3 separate regions of the Homo sapiens genome follow, and all the other regions are linked to region 1. A link is a loop called in an ENCODE intact Hi-C map of the cell type or tissue named here. Cell type or tissue: A673. All regions are shown on one strand.

Region 1 (5,000 bases):
GAGTACAAGTCCCAGAGCTTTCCCTTAATAGCTGTGAGACTTGGGGCAGGTTACTTCTCTTCCATTTTCTCATCAATAAAATTGACAATATTAATACATATCTTATAAGGTTGTTATGAGGATCAAATGAGTATCCCTAATATGAAAATACAAAATACGAAATGCTCCAAGATCTGCAACTTTTTGAGCACAGACATGACACTCACAGGAAATGCTAATTGGAGCATTTTGGATTTCAGATTTTCAGATTAGGGATGCTGAACTTGTAAGTCTACTGCAAATATTCCCAAATCACCACAAAAAGATCTAAAATCTGAAACACTTGTAATCTCAAGAATAAGGAATACTGAACCTTATGTTTTAGCTGTTTGTCAAGGCCGAAATTGGATTATACTCTTCTCTGCTTAAAACCATCCAAAGGCTTCTCATTACACTTTGAATGGAATCCTTGTAGTCACATACATCAACTTCAATTCTCACCACTCTCTGCTTCCTTGGTATTTCTATGAAAAACAAAAACAAAAACAAAACAAAAAAACTCTTGTTCTGTCACAGGGCCTTTGTGCATGCTGTTCCCTTCATCTGGGACACTTTTATTGACTCTTCATAGCTTCTTCCTGCCCTTCATGTCTCTAGCTCTGCCTTCTCCTTGAAAAGCCTGTCTGTGACTTCTATTAATCTGCAGAATATCTCTTACTCTTTTTATTCACTCTTTATTCCTTATTGTCTCTTTAATAGACCTTATCTCAATTTGAGCTTTTCTTTTGTTTGGTTAACTCTTTTCCCCTCTATTTCATGACTAGATTTTAAATTCTGTGAAACAAGGATAATGTCTGTTGTGATTACATTTGTTCCCTTAATACTTAACAGAGAGTACAGCATATGGTAGACAACTAAATAAATATTGGGTGAGTGGGTAGGTGGATGGATGGATGGGTGGATGGGTGGATGGGTGGATGGATGGATGGGTGGATGGGTGGATGGGTGGATGGATGATAGGTTTGGTTGGCTGGCTGAGATTCTTACTATTAAGATCATGGAATTGTATTTCTGAGAGAAGCTAACTTAATATTTACAAGGTCAAATATATATGTCATATATGTGTCACTAAGGAGATACAGAAGGTTAAGTTATTAACACTCCTTATCATTTACTTCTGGTACCTAATGTCTTAAAAATGCTTGTCAAAACACCGGTGCATTTTGAAAGAGTTAGAGAGTTTGAGAGGGAGAGTGGGGAGGTAAGTGGACTGGGGGACTCTAGACTTGAAGATACTTCAGGCCAGGACAGACCTATGGGAAATTGCGTGTGGGGGCTAGGGAGTGGGCAGGGTTGAGGTGGAAGTATTAAGGTGTTGGTAGTCCAGGCATTCAAGAGGAAGTATCAGATCAGCATTTCACAAAGAACCAGGTCAAAAATACTACATAAAGTAACTTCTTCTTAGCTTTAGAGAATGTTCAGTAGGGCCTTGCACACATAGTACCAAAATATGTGAATGAAATATTTGTCTAGGAAATTACAGTTACCTGATGTCATGACATAAAAACAAAACTGTTTTCTTTCTTTGACTCAGCCAGTTTTTAAAATGGTAGTCAGTCAACTGGAGTATGTACATATGTGAGTGTATCTATCTTTACAGACAAACTTTTTGTTCCACCTAGGAAGATACTTCATATGGAAGATGTTTTCATGTACTGCTTTTTATCATAAAAGTATAAAGGCCTGGAAAGTTTTGTGTTGAATGATGTTCTCTTTGTCTTACCAGGAGGTGTCACTACAGCTCACTCAAACTTAACTAGTGCATTCTATAGGGATCAACCGGTGTCAGCACTTACCAGAATAGCATTACCTGCCTACTAAGTTTTCCACCAAGTTACGTAAAGGAAATTTGATGAAAAAAAGAATCATTTCCAGATGCCTATTTCTCCTCCATACAAATATTCTTATCATTAATTACCTGAAACTTAAAAACTTGTTTAATATTCTAGAAACAAATGGCATTTTTACTTTCCCTTGAGTGTTAAGTGGGGACAGTGGAGAAAAAAAGAGCAGAATAAAAAGAGGAAAGATGGACACAGAGAAACATGAAAAGAAGGGTGAAACAGAAGTGTTTCCAGTGACAATGTGCTGTGTGAAGACCCCAGAGCACATTGCTTTCTCACCTGTCTTACTTGGGCTGCATCATCCGTTCCCTGCCCTTTATCTCTGCCCAGATAAGTCTAACTTTCTCTGCCAGAGCTGGGATAATTAGAACAAAAATGATTATCTGGTGTTGAGCTAATATACTATCACAGCTCTTTGACATATATAATTTTCTATCTCCCCTGATAACATTATAAGATAGGTATTAATACAAAAATTTTCCAGGGGAAGAAAATGAAAATCAGAAAGTTTGCATGATTTGTGGTTATAATTGTGTATTTTACCATGGTCTTACCAGATGTCAAAACCACACTCTTGTTCTTTTCATGATGCCTCTAAAGGATCACTCTCACGGGAGACTTTCCTAATGTCCTTTAACCCCTGACCCTGACCAATTTAGGTATCTCTTCTCGGGGTTCCACTGCATCTTGTGCTCGCCGTGTTTGAACATTTATCATGAATGAGCACAGCCTTCTATTCTCTTGTCTACCTCTTCATCCAGAGTCTGAGCACTTTGAGGGTGGACACGATGTCTTGTTGAAAGAACAGAATGTGAGACCCCCATTAACTGGATGGGTGAGTAAGAGGAAAGGCTCACCTACAGATGGGGATTCAACGTGGGTGAGCGTGTGGATGAAGGACAGCAGAGAAAGCAAGGCCCCCCAGGCCACCTGCCTTCACCCACCACCACTGGCCTCAGGTGCTCCACAGCAAGTTATCAATGAAGGGGAAAGTTTCAGATTTTTTTTTTTTTGGAGACGTGAGAACAGGGTTAACCACCCAAGAAGCAGGTGATATTCATCCAGCATAGCCCACACGTTGTAGGTCCACTAGGACTGGAGGGAAGTAACTGGCATCTGAGGAGCTATGTGTTCTGCTGTCCTCCAGGTGGCAGCATGGCCCAGCTGTTGGAGACAAGCTCAGTTCTTGGACATCCCTAATGCTGCCAGACTCAGAACTGTTCTCAAGGCGTTTAGTGCCCTGGGAATGATTAATGGCTCTGCCCGTTCACTGCACCCGGAGGGTAATTGAGCCTGCAGTATTTTGGAGGCTGCAGAGAGGCTTTCTGAGCCACTGTCTGATAGAAGGGGCTGCAACATTTTGGATATTATATCCCTTGGGAGACCTCCTGGAGGACATTTGTGTGCCAAAAGAGATCTTTGGTAGAACTCTTTAAAGAGGAAAAAAGACAGCCCCCCTAAAATATGGGGAAATTGAGCAGTTTTAACGTTTTTTCAGAAATTTGGTTTGCTGTATGTTCCATATTCTTTTTTCCTTCTTTGGTTCTGAAATAATATTCCTTTCCACCTGACTTAAAGCAAATCCTTTGGAAGGTAGCTTATGTTAATTGACTGAGTATTTTGAAAGCATGCAGGCAGAGCTATGTAAAATGTCTTAATTTAAATCAGCGCTAAGCCCTTTCATATTGTAAGCTGAGGTATTTAAAAGTAAGATGATTGGAAATTTCTAAAGTTGCACACGATTCAAGAGAATGCGAAACATGTTAGAAAGAGCTACTGGCACGAGGCTACAGCATCCATTTATTCTCAATATACACATAATATCAATTATAGAAGACAACCAACAAAAGATCTTAAGCTTGTCAGGTTGGGTTTGTGTGGCTGCTTCTGTTCATTAGAATTTTGAGTAACTGGGAAAACTACCAGATTCTTAATGGTTTCTTGAACAGGATATACTAGGAGATCTTAGCACTGTTAAGAAAAAAAATCACATATAAATTCAAAAAACCTTTGCTCATCTATGTGGCCAAATGGGGAATCTAACCCTCCCCCTTTCTGTAGTTTGGATTTAAGTACCTGTGGTGGTGGTTTTTTAGCTTCTTCTGTGGATTCATTAATATCACTTTGGTACTTTCAAGAACAGTTGTTCTTCCCTAACCTGTGAGATTTTACTCTCCATTATAGAAGAGTCTCTCCTCCTAGCCTGTGATGATTTGATGCTGTACCCTGTATACGAGGTTATCTTCCAGATGTTTAGAGAGCCAAACTTAACTGGTTCTCTGTGTGCCAACACTTTTAAGTTTTCACAGGCAGTGAGTTTAAGGTCTTTAAATCATTGGAATAGAGTAGAAAATCAGAAGAACAATTAGGATGGCCCCTCAAATTCTGTTTTTAAATTAGGTTACAGATGTGCATAGACTGCTCTTCTATCTTGCCTTGCTTTGTTAAATTTATCTCAAAGATTGAACTTGCAAGTGTCTTTTTTTTTTTTTGTAATGAAGACCTAAGCTAAAGATTGAAAGAAAGGAGTGGAGAGGGGGAATTAATTGAAATAAATCCACAATAGTTCATTCATAGCCTCTAATTTAACTACCACAACAAAATTAGTGGGAAAAAAAAATCCTAGCATTAAGTCTTGTTTGATGATTCTTGACTCACTGAAGGGCTTTTCTCAGCCTACCAGTTTCTTTGGCTGTTTTGGATAATTTATCAGAAATGTCTTGAAATGACCTCTTGATATGGAGATCTGTATTCCCATGCCGTCATTAATTATTGCACTGTTTAATATATACACACTATGGAGTACTCTAAGTATTATTGTTTATATTTCTTATTTTTTTTACTAATTTTTCAAAATACAAATTTCTTTCTGTGTCATATTTGTAAACTAATAATAATTTTTGGATATATTTAAATCATTTCCTTGGGGAGTCAAAAGGCTTACTGTCCTAGAAAAGGACAGAGTTGGTATTACCTGACACATGTAACATAATGCCCTCCAACTTCATCTGAGTTGTTGCAAATTACAGATTTTCCTTATTTTTTTGTGGCTGAATGGTACTCCATTGTGTATATACCTCATGATCTCACTCACACGTGGAATGTAAAAAATTGATC
Region 2 (5,000 bases), 280 kb after region 1:
TATTTATCAAATACCTATCATATGCCATGTACTTTGCTGGATATTGGAGATAAAATTAACAAAGACATCCTTGACTCTGTCTTCATTTAGCTTCCAATCTCCCAGGTATGCTTACCTCCCTTCTTCATGAAAATTCTATTTCCCAAACTCAGTCACTTATTACTACTTTTAAGATCTTTTGTATGTTGATATATTAAAAGTGTTATTATTTACTTAAGATTTACTTTACTCCCACTTAAGTTGAAAACCATTTTATAAGGAAATACTTTATTTCTCCTCTCAGAAAAGTGTGCACATGATTATAAACTCCACGAGACTTTGTATACTAATCACAACTTGCTCCTCACAGTGTCCTGCAGATGGTAAATAGAAGACATATAAATACAAATGCAATGAAAAAAAAAACCCTATTAATAAATTCTAGTTGAATCTTGTCTACCAATACCCAAATTAGTTAAAAGAGAGATTAGTACAGTTTAGAGACATACTTTAACCAAAATAAGACTTTTCCCATGAACTAATTGTAATTATTGGAAAGGAAATAACTTTGCTACGGTGTGCCTTGGTGTTACTTTATTCCATGTCCTTGTTCCACCTAATGGTCTTGCTTACCTACAATAACCATGCCATATGTTTTGTCAGGCCCTGGTCAGCACTGTTGGATTACTTATTAAGTTTTGCATGGAGAAATCTTTTTGATTGAAGGCCTAGAATTGCTTATATCAACTGGAATTATGAACCTAATTCCAATTTATTTTCTCTTTTTTTAGTAGTCTGTAGGTGACACATTTTCACAGCATTTGTAGCTATCCCAATATATTTTTGTTCTTTTTTTTTCTATTTACTGTAGAATGCGTAATCCTGGATCTCTTGTTCGCAAATCGACAGCCTGAAGCCCTCTGGAAGCCCAAGACTGCTGGAGGTAAGGCATGAACTTTTTTGCAATTATGTCTCTTCTGCATGGAATGATACTGCTGTTTGATTTAAGTTTGAACTTGGAAGATTCATTCCTTTAGGGAAATATTTAACCTAATCTTGATTTTTGCCTCAAATTGGCATTAGACGAGCTTGACTAAGTGGTCAGGTTGGGTTAGCTTTACAGATTGGATTCTTGATTTAATACAGCTCAAACTACAAGTATTATTATTATTATCTAAACCCTCTTTGCCAATTTAGAAAAAAATATAATAGGAGGAGAATAAAGATAAATAATAAAAGCACTGCCCAAGCACACCGTTTGAATCATAACCTGGGTCAGTGAGTTGCATGCCATACACTGACAGTCCTTTGTGGGGTGTTCCCAAATTTTATTCAATGTAAAGTGTGTTCTTTTCATAACCAAATGTGTACACTGTAATGGCCTTGTCTGTTAAGCAGCCACACAGGAAGGCAAGTTGCATGATGCCTATAGATGGAAATACTCCAAATTATGATCAAGTGATGGGAGAAGCAGCAGCCAAGTGCCAGAGAGAGTCTGTGAGTGGACATGTGGCTGCTGTTCCTCATGAATGTTGGTGGGAGCAGGGCCAGGGCAGTCGACAATTCTACGCACACAGTGACACGGCATTGGGTGACTGAGTGGACTTCATTGTGACTTTGCTTTTATAGACTCTGAGACACTGACGCACTGTCCTAGTCATTGTGTTGAAATCATTGCTGACTCTTAGTGATGTTTTCAGTTTGTTCATCTCCATAAATATATCTTCAAGATTCTGGTATGTTTCAAACTCCCACTTTCCCCCCCAGAAATGGGTCTTTCTGATTCAGGATTCACCTTCTGTCATAAGTCATACTTTCTTAATTGTTACTTTTTGAAATCAAGTTATGATATACACCTTGCTTAAACATTCAACTCCTTCAGTAATTTTCTTGATATTTTCAGCCTTTAAGTCCTACACAATCTGTCGTAAAGACTGCTGCTCTGGCAGACATGAGCCTTTATGATTTCTGTCTCCTGTGAGGGTCTGCACCTACTGAAAGGTTGATTCTCTGAGAAAGGCTGAATTACCATGAGATGGCAGTAGAGAGCAGCCTGGCAGATAAGCCCATATTCCTTGGTATTTGAGCCAGACTAGGGGCTGGGCCTAGTGGGAGGAGCTAGATTACAAGGTAGTCTGCTTTTGATTTTTAAGTGTCTTCCTGGGAAGAGAGCGAGGCATGTCTATGAAAGAAAATGCCGGTAGTAACATCTGAGGTTAACAAATGTGTGTCAGGAGAATGGAAGACAATTCCTGAAATATACCAACCTCCGGTGATCAGAGTTCTACCTGGCTGTGCTCTTTCTCTCTCTCTCTCTCTCTCTCTCTCTCACACACACACACACACACACACACACACACACACACACACACGAAAAAGAGAAAGAGAGAGAGGGAAGGGGGAAGGGGATGGAGGGAGAGAAAAGAGAATAGATAGAGGACACAAATACTTTATCCTTGGAAAGCAAGGTTAAGTGAGATCAGCAAAACGCAAGAAGGCAATTGTGACTGATAGGAGCCACGCAGGACAGCTGAAGTTTGAGACCATATTACCTTGGCTTTGCCATTTCGATTCTCAAAGGGGCCAAAGTGCTGCCGGATTAGACACTAGCATGGGCTCTAAATCCTGTGTATTTTAATAGCCCCTATTGTACAGAGAAATAAGAAAAAGTTAAAGATGGATGGCATTTTTAAAACGGTTGCCCAGAATGTGCCATGTCTTGCTTAAGTCACTTATTGCACTACTGGCAGTATTAGAATTAGAACCAAGTCCACATGCCCTAATTATCGGTAGGCCATGCTTTCCAAATCACAAGAGCAGGAGCAATTTATTTTTCTCTCAAACAGAAAAGATATTAAAAGGGAATTCAAAATGACCCTAGAACTCTATTGGAGGAATGTGGATGCCTCCATGTAGTAGAAGGAACATGGGGCTTTGTGGCCAAAGAGAACTGGTATCAAATCTTGCCTCCATCTCTTATAATCTATGTGGCATTAATCTTGTGGTTTGTGTATCTTAATTTCTTCTGAGCTTTAGAAGAAATCAATAACATATTAAAAATATCAAAAATATCAATAAAAATACCAATAACATTGATATAAAAAGTAGAATTGAGGATTAAATGAGATACACATATATAAAGGAGAGATAGGTGAAGACTGAATCCTGAAATTGTTCAATGTGGAAAATATTGATTTGATTTTTGGAACTGGATTCTGAAGTCTAAGGTAGGAGGTAGAATCACTTTTTTTGGGTTGAAGATGCTTTTGTTCTGTCAAGGACTACTTGCCTGGTTGCTTATAGTTATGCAGATAATAGAGCAAATGACACCCATTTTTCTGGAGAAAGACAGTGCCAATGTTTTGTGTAGTACCTGCCATTTGAAACTGTAACTGTGATAAGTTAGACAGCACTCTGCTCTCCAAAGAGTCATGGGAACTTCCTGGAAAAGAGACATTCAGACTCTACGTCTTCTCTAGGGTCAGTCTGAGGAAAAGAAAATGCTTTGCTAATCCTTTGGACAGCCGTGAGACTGGGGACATAGATGAGAGGAGGAGGCAGACAGGCCTCCCTGGAAAGGAGTGGCAGCCTCACCCTCACTTCACAGCTGGCAGTACCCACTGCACTCTGGGCCCTTCCCCTCAGCCACTGCAGAGGCAGCTTTGGTTCCAGTCCAAAACCGGGGCTAGAGAAGATTTAGGATTTGTGGAGCCAGTGGACCCTTGATAATACCAGGCCAAATCAGAGAGTCGGTACCTCTTGAGAGAGGGTCTGTGGCTGGGCCAGGGGAGTTCCTGAGCCAAGAGACACCAAGGCCAACTTTGGAAGTCATCTACATCACCTGTCAAAGCCAGTAATTATGCTGAAGTCCCCTGACTCACATTACACACTCTGAAAGAAAGAGAGTCACTAGCTGGCTCTCCATCAAGTCCTCAGGAAGTCTATATGTAAAATAGAGATTTGGTACCAGCATTATGCCTCTTCATAAAGTATGAACTTAAATTTTTCATGCGTTAGAGAATTGGGGTTAATGCTTAAAAAGAAAGCTTCTCATAAAATAAAACTAATGAAATATGGCTCTGAACGGATTTCAGAGACACGTCTTCCAGACTGCCTGGGGTCCCCTGGAAGGAAAAGGTTTGCTCTGATTATCAGCAAACTCTGAAAAACTGTGACTACACTGCTCGAAACTCATCATTTTCTTTCTTTTTCTTTGACCCAGAAACTCCTTCTTTCCCCTTGGACTCTTAAAACATCTATTAGTGACTATATTGTGATGGTGGCTTTGTAATCTCGCAATTCTGGCTCTTACATGGGGCAAGAAAAAAAAAATTGTTGGCAAGCTCATCGGGTTCTGGAAAGGCTGTGCCTTTCCCAGCTGGCCAGGGGAGCCGGAAGCCTGGGAAGGCTGTCCACAGGCTTTCTGGCAATGGTATAGGAAGAAAAAAGGAGAAGGAGGCTTAATTCCTAGCTGGCTGGACCTTGGAAGGTGGCCTCTTTTCCCTTTGGCTCATGAAGCTGAATAGAAGGCCAAGAATTCTAGCTGAGTTCCTGTCAGCTTGTCGCCTTGCTTTTGGACTCATGGAGTGAACTGAGTTGAGAAGAAGCTGAGGGCTGCCTGAGGCAGGCTTACCACTGAGCCATGAGGAAGACAGACCCTCCCTGTCACAATTGGAGTCAGAATATCTTAGCCAGAGGCCTCTCTCCTTTCAATTTAGAGAAGTAGATTGAAGAGTAAATGGCCTAATTAATTGTAGAATGTTTGCTCAATATTTGTTTTTTTTCTATTATACCATGAAATTACCATAAACAAAAACTACACTTTTATTTCTAGGCAATGAAAACCTTATTGCACAAAGGGTATGTGGCATTAAGTCTTAAACTTACAAGTATATCTTTCACAGCAAATGTCACATGACTTTAAAAATCATCTTAAAATATGATTCTTCTCAAAGCGTCTTGTGTGACTTCAATGAAATACTCATATGTGCAGCATCCCTCTAGTAGGTACTGACTTATTA
Region 3 (5,000 bases), 1.1 Mb after region 1:
TGCAGCCTGCATAGTGAAACCTTGTCTCTACTAAAACTACAAAAATTACCTGGGCATGGTGGTGGGTGCCTATAGTCCCAGCTACTAGGGAGGCTGAGGCAGGAGAATCGCTTGAACCCGGGAGGCAGAGGTTGCAGTGAGCCGAGATTGTGCCATTGCACTCCAGGGTGACAAGAGCTAGACTCTATCTCAAAATAATAATAATAATAATATTTTGGCTAGCCTTCAGAGGTAGAACTCTCTAGAGATGTGAAAAAGGTATGAATGACAAAGAGTCCTGAAAATCAGAGAACACATATTGGGCCTATGCAGGGAGATTTCAACTGGGGAGTTTTCGGTGCACTGCTGTTTAACTAATATCCTGCAGAGCCTACTTATTGCATACATAACAGTTATAGAACACAGGATTAGATGCCTCCAGAAAAGCTACAGGGAGTTAATTGTATGCCCAGTCGCACATCTACCCATTGCCACTTGAACTTTTTGTAGTAGAGGTCTCGATTGTCTATTTTCTGATTGGTAGGCTTTTTTATTACTTACTTTATGGAAACCCTAGCTAAGAGTAAATATGTATCCCCAAAGAAAAATGACTAACTTCTTAAACTTTGACAGATGCTCGCTATGTTTTCAATTTCCAAATAAATTCAAGCTTCGAGGCTATAACAGCTGTTCAGCCCCTGGTCTCATCACTCATACGTACATGTTCAATTCTGTTACTTTTACAGCGGAACTGAACACCATTGCTCCCATCATCTCCAACTTTTTCCTGGCCTCATATGCACTTATTAATTTCTCCTGCTTCCATGCCTCTTATGCCAAATCTCCAGGTAAGCTGACTTCCAAACTAAAATATGCCTAAGCAAACAGTTAGTTTGTCTCAATAAAACGAAATAAATCAGTGAAAAGTGTTCAATCTGTGTTTATATGTTTCCTTATATCCTAGTGGGAAGCGTAATCCACTTTATTTTGGTGAGTTTGGGGATGAGTTTTGAAATAGAAAAAGAATCATTTGAGCAATGGCCTTTTTGACCAACCAGAAAGTCAATTTTCTCCTGTGGCAATAAATTATTCATTGCAAGAGAAACCACACTTATTTCAGCAGTAGAAAAACACCACTATTTATTTCCAGGGTGAAAGTGACCACAGAAGTGGAATTAATCTATATATTTGAAACTTCCTTACTATCAAATTTGTTTCCTGCCCATGGTGCAGAAGAGAAGGATGAGTAGTTCCCATAATTACCTGCTGAGTGGAGGCAATGTAGACAGGCTGCATTGATGCTGGTGGCATCAGTGCACCCTTTGGGCTGTGGTTTAAAGCTGTTCAAAATTTCACACCAAAGAACCTTCCCCTTTCTAGTCACTCCTCACCTCTTCTTTGCTTTCATTGTCCACTACAGTTTCTTCTGCCTTTCTACCAGAATAGAGAGTTGTCATTATCTACCTTCAGAAAGTTCTCCACCTTGAGAACTTTTACCGGATATATAAACACATTTCCACTCATTGAGGGCCTGACAAGATATTAAGCCTCCTTTGGAAAAACTTGCTGCCAATAAGACAAAATATAGATGGCAGACCAATCTTAATCTAACGAATACTAGGCTACAGAAAGTAGCAGAGTATTTTTGTTTCTTTGTGTGTTTTGTTAACACAGAAATGTGTGACTCCATGCCATGTTATGGCCACTTTTGAAAAATAAGGTGAAATAATAGAGGCAGCCAGGGAAAAGAGTAAAAAAGAGAACGGGAAAGAAGGAGAGAGACAGGAAAATATAGAACAGCATATAGAGGAAGACACATGGATACACAAACCCAGAAAATGTCTGCCTCACACACACACACACACACACACACACACACGGACGGGAAGCCAGACTCAGAGAAAAATAAGACTATTTTCAATGATGTTCTTGAAGTGCTATGTCCATCTTGTGGCCATTTAGGAAATTGCTCCCAAACACTTAAAAGTTCTGCTGTGTTTTGGCAACTCCTAATTTAAAACATACCCCATTCATTAACAAAAGGTGCCCTTCGTATCAGAGCTTTTCCCTCCTGTCCATACTGTCTTCCAGTTGCTTCCATTTCAGGGAACTAAAAGAACACAGAAAACTCCCACGCACGTGCGCACTGTGAGAAATATTTTCATTGCAAAATGCATGACACATTAACACATTGGGTTTAAGAAGCCTTTGCTAGCCCTTAAGTTTAAAAAGCCATTTCTCCATCTTTTTTCATCAGTTATTATTTCTGAAAGGGCAAGCACTGTCCTCTTAGGGTAATGGAAGCTACCAGGAAGTCAAGCAGATTGACCCTTGATGACTACTCCACCTTCTCCAAGGGAGCAAAAAGCCCATTGTTTTCTCTTTTTCTTTCTCTGACAACCAAGAAGTTTCTCCTCCCCACCTGGTAGATCCCACTCTTTCCATTCCTCCTGCCTCTTTTCAGCTCCTGATGGCATAGATACTAGATGCTTAAGGTTTGGAAGTTTGGGAAGACAGTCGGGAGCACGGAGTATGGAGGGTCCTGAATGGCATATTTTTCAGATGCTTAACATTTCCTAAACTTTACAGCATTCTATTTGGTGTAAGTACCATCTTCATAGACCAGGGACCCAAGACCATAGGAAAATAATCACAGATTCTGGAACTTGGCCTAAAAGTTCTGATTCTTTATGTCAGGAAAAAGGCATGTTACCTGCATTCTTCTAATATTCAGTGCCATGATCATAGTAGAGTGGAAGTTTTCCTTCTGCATATTTTGTTTTCAGGATGGAGACCTGCGTATGGAATTTACAACATGTGGGTATCTCTTTTTGGAGCTGTTTTGTGCTGTGCAGTCATGTTTGTCATCAACTGGTGGGCAGCTGTCATCACCTATGTCATTGAATTCTTCCTTTACGTCTATGTGACTTGTAAGAAGCCAGGTAAGATAATGACTGTCTGGAATAGCGTTTCCAAATCTCTCTCTAACTACTCATTTATTAAGCATTTATTGAGCAGCTTCTATGGGCTTAGGTGAGGCATATGTAAGGTGGATATTAATAATATCGTGCAATATAATAGTAACAATAGTTGGGGCCGGGTGCAGTGGCTCACACCTGTAATCCCAGCACTTTAGGAGGCTGAGGTAGGCAGATCACAAGGTCAGGAGTTCAAGACCAGCCTGGCCAACATGGTGAAACCCCATCTCTACTAAAAATACAAAAATTAGCTGGGTGTGGTGGCGGGCCCCTGTAATCTCAGCTACTCAGGAGGCTGAGGCAGGAGAATCACTTGAAACCGGAAGGCGGAGGTTGCAGTGAGCCGAGATCACACCACTGCACTCCAACCTGGGCAACAAGAGCGAAACTCTGTCTCAAAAAATAAGAATAAGAATAAGAATAACAATAGTTAACCTTGTTGAGCACCTATTATATACCATGCACTCATTCAATCATCACAATACTATTAGTCCCATTTTACAGATGAAGAAACTGGGGTTCAAAGAGTTGACTACTTGCCAAAGTAATAATCAAGATGTGATGGAGCTGACCATATAACCAGAATGTGTATGATACCAAACCAACCTGACAAGCTTTCCATTACATCACTTTCTGTTTCTGATGTCCTGATAAATTAGATATAGTCCCTGTCCTCAAGGAGTTCACAGAGTCACACTTAAGGAATTAATTATGATACAATATAGTAACCACTATGAGAGTAATATGAGCAAATTGCTGAGAAAAGGGGAGGGAAGGATTAACTTTGGAATTATCCAGGAAAACTTTTTGGTTCCTAACTTATGTTCACAGAGTCAAACACTCAGTGGACATTTAACAAATATTTTTTAAATGAATAAATAAATGAGGGGTTTTTTAAATTAAAAAAAAAAGCAAGCAACTGGGGTTTGGTTAATCAGAGTCAGGGAATGGTATTTTGGGCAGAAGGTGAAGCATGAATGACATTAAGGACACATGCAAGTGCGGGGCAGCATATTTGGGAAGGCTCAAGGCCTTCAACACACAGAAAGTTCCTGAGTGATGGGGAGAAGGATCACAGGGAGAGCCTGGAAGAGTTGGTGGGGGCCAGATAAATAAGAAACATAAAGGTCATGCCAAAGATTCTGATGTTGTGAGCAATAGGAAGATGCCACAGGCTAATCAATTGGATAAACAATTGGATCTGAACTTTGGGTGTTGACTTTAGTACCATGTATATTAAATTTAAGAGGGGCTGCAGTCAGTGCAGTGCAGGGTAACCCAGAGCCACCCTCACATTCTCCTTTCCCTTACTCTGCCAGTAAAGCAGAGCTTGTAGTAACTACCTTGGAGGGGTCTGTTTAGCTTTTATGACTTTACCTATTGTTAACATCACATATAACTTACATATGGCAAAATTCAGCCCTTTTAAATGTGCTGTCTATATGTTTTGACAAACTCGTACAGTGCTGTAACCGTCATCAAGATACAGGATATTTCCATCATCCTCACAAGTTCCATTATACCCCTGTGTAGTCAATCTCCACCCTCCAACTTAGCCTCAGGCAGCTGCTTTTCTGACGTCTGATCCTGTAGCTTTGCCTTTTCCAAAATACCACATAAATAGAAACATACACGATATAGCCTTTGAGAAGACTTCCTTTCACTTAGCAGAATGCTTTTAGATTTATCCATGCTGTTGCATATGTAAGTGGTTTATTCTTTGGTATCACTGAGTAGTATTCTATTGTATGAATACATCACATATATTTTTAAATTCTGTTCACCAGTTGATGGTCATCTGAGTTGTTTTCAGTTTAGGTCCACAGCACTTTATGTGGACTTATGTTTTCATTTTCCCTTGGGTAAATATCTAGTAGTGGGATTTATGATTAATAGTAAGTGTATATATAACTTTATACGAAACTGCCAAACTGTTTTCTGTGGTAGCAGTATTATTTTCCATTCCTACAAGCCATGAATGAGAGTCCTAGATGCTCCACGTGTTTGTCAGCATGTATTATTGCCAGATGATTTTTTAAAAGC

The links. Hi-C counts contacts between places; a loop is a spot of excess contacts. Peaks named below come from ENCODE experiments on the same cell type or tissue, not always from the same donor. Only the 100,000 strongest peaks of a DNase experiment are listed, where the experiment ranks them.
Region 2: it touches region 1 in a loop (4-fold over the local background); 24 of 110 quality-filtered maps call a loop at or near these places.
Region 3: it touches region 1 in a loop (4-fold over the local background); 30 of 110 quality-filtered maps call a loop at or near these places.

Annotation. Positions count from the first base shown.
Region 1 is chr15:47,193,143-47,198,142 of GRCh38, forward strand. It overlaps a transcript of SEMA6D not described here. Among named protein-coding and RNA genes, the nearest start is that of SEMA6D, 520 kb to the right of the region's middle. In A673, CTCF peaks have their summits at 1,775 (motif pointing right), 1,975 and 3,033 (motif pointing right); DNase peaks (open chromatin) are centred at 1,799 and 3,109; H3K27ac peaks cover 665 bases.
Region 2 is chr15:47,469,624-47,474,623 of GRCh38, forward strand. It overlaps a transcript of SEMA6D not described here. Among named protein-coding and RNA genes, the nearest start is that of SEMA6D, 250 kb to the right of the region's middle. In A673, a CTCF peak has its summit at 2,012 (motif pointing right); a DNase peak (open chromatin) is centred at 2,048.
Region 3 is chr15:48,248,850-48,253,849 of GRCh38, forward strand. SLC12A1 (solute carrier family 12 member 1) reads left to right here. Exons shown (of 27, transcript NM_000338.3): 14 at 726-827; 15 at 2,766-2,921. Among named protein-coding and RNA genes, the nearest start is that of SLC12A1, 45 kb to the left of the region's middle. RefSeq lists an enhancer at 2,377-3,576. In A673, a CTCF peak has its summit at 1,937 (motif pointing left); a DNase peak (open chromatin) is centred at 1,882.